Linked DNA regions of Homo sapiens: region 2 is linked to region 1. A link is a loop called in an ENCODE intact Hi-C map of the cell type or tissue named here. Cell type or tissue: dorsolateral prefrontal cortex. All regions are shown on one strand. Region 1 overlaps PTPRT-DT (PTPRT divergent transcript). Region 2 has its middle 54 kb from the start of PTPRT-DT.

Evidence for each region. Hi-C counts contacts between places; a loop is a spot of excess contacts. Peaks named below come from ENCODE experiments on the same cell type or tissue, not always from the same donor. Only the 100,000 strongest peaks of a DNase experiment are listed, where the experiment ranks them.
Region 2: it touches region 1 in a loop (2.1-fold over the local background); 4 of 110 quality-filtered maps call a loop at or near these places.

Annotation. Positions count from the first base shown.
Region 1 is chr20:43,190,894-43,193,393 of GRCh38, reverse strand. All of the region lies in intron 1 of PTPRT-DT (PTPRT divergent transcript), which reads right to left. Among named protein-coding and RNA genes, the nearest start is that of PTPRT-DT, 2.1 kb to the right of the region's middle. In dorsolateral prefrontal cortex, a CTCF peak has its summit at 1,258 (motif pointing right); a DNase peak (open chromatin) is centred at 1,163; H3K4me3 peaks cover 231 bases; H3K27ac peaks cover 28 bases; H3K27me3 peaks cover 558 bases.
Region 2 is chr20:43,242,374-43,244,873 of GRCh38, reverse strand. No RefSeq gene overlaps it. Among named protein-coding and RNA genes, the nearest start is that of PTPRT-DT, 54 kb to the right of the region's middle. In dorsolateral prefrontal cortex, a CTCF peak has its summit at 990; a DNase peak (open chromatin) is centred at 1,003; H3K4me3 peaks cover 453 bases.

The DNA.
Region 1 (2,500 bases):
CAGCCACCCCCAACACAGGAAGTGAACCTTCCCGCCCTTCCTACATGGAGAGTCTTTGCCCTTCTTGAGCTTCAGTGTCCTCATGTGTAAGATGGGGATCAAACAATAGCTACATCACTAGACTTTCCTCACTGGACTTTATTTGATACTTTAAACATAGAATACACTCTACTAGATACATGGTTTGGAAATCTAATTAGTAAGGCACGTGGCCCCAGCAGATGTCTTCCCCCTGGTGCTCTGCTCCCCACTGGAGGGCTGACCGCTGGGGGCGAGGCAGGGCTGGGGAGATGGGGACCAGCTCTGGGGTTGTTACCCCTTTCTCTTTGTCCAGTCTCCTCCACCAGATTGTAAGCTACATGATGGCAGTTACCATGTCTGTTGTTTAGGCTGCAAACCCACAGCCCTAAGATCCCTGACACACATCAAAAGGCCAGCACACTTGTTGAAAGGATGCCCCAAGTTTCAGGTTTCCCCTAAAACTGCTCGACAGAGAGATCTGTAGCTGAAATGTCTGGACACTCCTGTCTTGGTCCCTGACACAACTGAAAGGGAAGCCACTGGGCAGATATGGAAACTGACACACGGAGAGGTCTCGCCAAAGGTTTCATGGGGTTAAGGACACAGTCCAAAGATAAGAGGCCTGCTGTCTGAGCATAACTAAAAGAGTTTGTAGGGCAGAATGCCATCTCTTACAAAGCTCACCCTGCCTCCTTCCTTCAGCACTGATGCAATGCTGGGCCCAGCCCCTAGCCAAGCAAATCTTGGTCATGTCCCAGCTCCCTGGGCTGATGGGGTCAGAGGGGAAAGAGGGCTCCCTGTGCAGGAGGGTGGGAGATGATGCTGTAACTTTCCATTAGTTCCCTCCCCTGAGAAGCCAGCTAGCTGGAAGCTTTGTGTAAGGCATCTTCAGCCCTGTGCCAGCCCTCTCTCTCCACCCCCACACCCCCATCTCCTAGCAGCCCTGTGGTAAGTGTCCAGGTTCCCTTTGGCAACTCAAGTCTTGTAGAACACATGAAGAGGAGACAACATTTCCACAATGTAAAAAGCACCACCACAGTGACCTGCGCTGGGGAACATGCCTTGAGCAGGAAGGGCCCGCTGGCCAAAGTTCCAAAGGGAAGCCCTAAGGGCTAGTGTGAGTTTCCCAGGGAGATGATACAGTGCAGGGCTTCCAGGCAGAGGGACTGGCCGGTGCAAAAGCGTGGCAGTGCTGTGGGTGCCAGAGCCTGGCCGGGCAGCAGGTGGCAGCACGTGCTACTGAAGGAGAGGGGGCAGTTTCTCGGAGTAGAGGGAGGTTTAGAAAGCACAGAGGGTCACGGTTCATGACCACGGTGCACCTGGGCAGGTAAGTCCTGGTGCAGGATCAGGTCCCACTCCACCAGCTCAGTGACTACTGAATTTTTTTTTTCCCCTCGGGGCCACATGAACCCCATTCAGACCTGGGGGATTTGTCTGCAGTGATATCACATCCCTAAAGCAGGAGTGCAGGGGGGTGCCAAAGGGCGTTGCTCTGAGGATGCTGTGAGAACTGCTATTTTATAGTTTTCCAGAAAGCTTGAGAGAGGGGATGAATTGGCAGGAGCCCAAGAAAGTGGCAACAAGTTACAAGTGTGACACCAAGCTCTTTAGTGGCTTAGAAATCTCCCCACCCGGGTCATCCCCTGGGATCTGCCATGACTGGGGTCGCTTGTGGTGGTCTTGGGTCAGGCCTCTCCTCGCACACTTCCTAACTGCTCATCTGCCCAAGGCAGGGTTAGAATGAGTGAGTGATGGAGCAAACAGCTGGAAGCTCAGCTCTGAGCAGAAGGGATCTTTCCATTCCAATTGTCCCTAAGGGCTATAGCATTGTGGTATCCCCAGAGAACAGCACAGAGTAAGGCACACAATTAAATGCACCATAAATATTGGTAGAATTATTAATCTCCAAAGCAGCTTGTAAAAGGTTCAACTCCCAGGCCACCCCCGACAGGCCTGCCAAATTCCACTCTCCCCAGCAGGGGTCTGGGAAGCAGGACTTGGAGAAATCTTCCTGGTAGTTCTTTGACCAGGCAAGTGTGGGAGGCACTGGCTGGTCCAACAGGCTAGTCCAAGCACGTCAGCTTTTGAAAGTGGTCACGGTCATGGTGGTGGTGGTGGGAGTCGGGGTCCGGAGAGGGGTGGAAGAATTTGCCTGGGATTGTAAATTGGGCTTCCATGCCAGGGAACTGGGCCACTTTACCTAGTGGGGACTGGGAACTGGGGACTGACAGAGTGACGCCCTGTGTTCTCTGCCATGCCAACTTGGGTCCAGAGCCTGGGGCTCCCCACTTTTGGAAACCCTGCCATGCTTGATTTTCACAATTCACTTACAGTCTCCCCAGTCCAGTCCCTGGTACCCCAACAAGGATGGGGGTGGGGGGCTGTGCTGACACAGAAGAAGGAGGGCTTTGGCCAGGTAGCAAAGTGTTCACAAAGTGTGAATCCCTTAAGCATTTCTGGGTATCCCTGCCCCTGGCTT
Region 2 (2,500 bases), 51 kb before region 1:
AGAAGGAATTGGCAGATAGCACAGGTCAGCAAAAAACCCTCTGGGGACACTCAGAAATGTTCAGGACTTTGAGATATGCTGAGGGGGTGGACGGGGAGTCAGGGCAAGAAATGAGACTTGAGATTGTTCTTGTGATTTTTTTTTTTTGAGATGGAGTCTCACTGTGTCACCCAGGCTGGAGTGCAGTGGCGCAATCTCCGCTCACTGCAACCTCAACCTCCTGGGTTCAAGCAGTTCTCTACCTCAGCCCCCCAAGTAGCTGGGATTACAGGCATCTGCCACCACGCCCAGCTAATTTTTGTATTTTTAGTAGAGACAGGGTTTCACCATCTCGGCAAGGCTGGTCTTGAACTCCTGACCTCGTGATCCACCCGCCTTGGCCTCCCAAAGTGCTGGGATTACAGGCGTGAGCCACCGCACCCAGTTGTAATTTTTTTGTGTGTGGCAAAATATGCATAACATAAAATGTACCATTTTAACCATTTTCGGTGTGCAATTCCGTGGCATTAAGTACATTCACGATGTTGTACAACCGTCACCACTGTCTAGTTCCAAAACATTTTCATTGCCCCACACAGAAACCTCATTGACAGTGATTCCCCATTCCTCCCTCCCTCAGCCCCTGGCAACTACTAATCTGCCTTCTGTCTGCATGGATTTGTCTATTCTGGACATTTCATATTAATGGGATCATACAATATGTGCTTTTTGTGTCTGGCTTAGCATAATGTTTTCGAGGTTCATCGTGTTGTAGCATGCATTAGTATTCCATTCCTTTTTAATCTCATGCTGCACAGAGCCTGCTACCCCAGACACACAGATAAAAACTTATCCCACCCTTTTCCCTCCTTCACAAATTTACTTCCACCTGTTGAAGCCCCAGGGTCCTCTCCAAGTGGAGGAAAGTGCGGCTGGGTTGCGCCCAGGAGTGGTGATGTTTTGTTTCACTTGGAGGATGTGTGAGATTCTGGGCTCTGGGCTGGCACTAACCCTGAGCACTGCCAGGGGGCAGCATGTTCCTGTGAGCCTGCATGCCCGCCCTCAGAGGAGCCAATATTTATGAAGCTGTTGGGCTTTGAGTACATTTACCGCCTTTCCATCATGCATGTTTCAGACGTTGTGCTCCAGCCAAACAAATTGTCCAGGCTTAATTTCTGAGAAATCATTGTCAAGAATTGCTGAACCTTTAATTCTAAAGCACATATTTATACGGGGCTTCAAAACTCACATCTCTGCACACGATTACAAATGGAAGGGAGAGGAAGTTTAATCAGGAATGAGATTAGGTTTGAGCAGGGAGGGCAGTGGGGTGGCAGTGGGGATGGTGGTGGACCTGGAGTGAGAAGGCGAGTATTTGGCGAACCTGATTCAGGGGCAGCCTCCAATGAGCAGGGGCTAAGGGTCGAGACTCCCTTTGGTCTTGGACTGATGGACAAACTGGTTTGAAAAAATAATGTGTGAGAGGAGCAGAGCTTGGGATTCATGGGATGCCCAGAGTTTTGGGGGGAAGTGGCTCATTTAGCATTTGTTGTTTGGCCTCTGCCTCCTGGAGATGCTTGCCTGCCTGCAACCATCTGCCCTCGCTGCCCAGTGGGTGTCCCCTGCTCTATCCAGGTGTCTGCCCTCTGCTTAGGTTGAAGGGAGCAGGTAAGGTCACACTGGCAAAAGGCAGTTGGAGTCCCCACCCCAGATAAAAGAAGGCAGGGAGATTCTTGCTAATCGAGGCCATCTCGCCCCCTGCTCCCCTCCCCACTGTGCTAGCTCAGTGTCAGGAGGCCTGTGCATAAACTGCCTTCCCTGGGAGGTATTGGGTATGGCACAGTAAAGACAGAGCTACTCTGCCCCAGCTTCAGGATGGAGTGGATATAGGAAGAGGAGGAAGCCTTGGGCTTAGAGGCAACAGAGCTTCTAGCTAGACTTGCTGTGTGGCTGTGGCAAGTCTTGCTCCCTGTCTGGGCCTAAAGTTTCTCATCTATTAAGTGCGTATTCTGGACCCCTTCAGATTCAGAAGCAAACATGACTGAGCAGCTTTTATATGCCAGACACTTTGCTAAGATCTCTCACATCCACAATGTTTTAACTCTCAAAACCGACCCCCAGGGAGGCATTATGATCCCCATTTTACAGATGAGAAAGAAAGCAGGGGTCTTAGCAAAGGATGGCACAGGGATGACAGGAACTGTGGATCCTCACATGCCCTTCTGAGGTCATGAGGCAGTTTGCCCCTGACCCCTGGGTCCCCTGCCTGGTGCTCTCCAAGTGGGCACTACGTGGGGGGCTCTCAGTGTGCATCCTGCTCTGGGGCCACCGTGAAGCAAATTCTGGTCCTGGGGACTTGTGGCCACCTTGACTTTAAAAGGTTCATCTTAGAAAGATAATCTTTATTACAAAAGTCAGCCTTATTCACAGTGCTCCATACAAAATTATCAAACTTTTAAAGGGAAGAAAGATAAATCCACATTATATTATTTGACACAGAGGGCAGTATAGCTTTATGAAC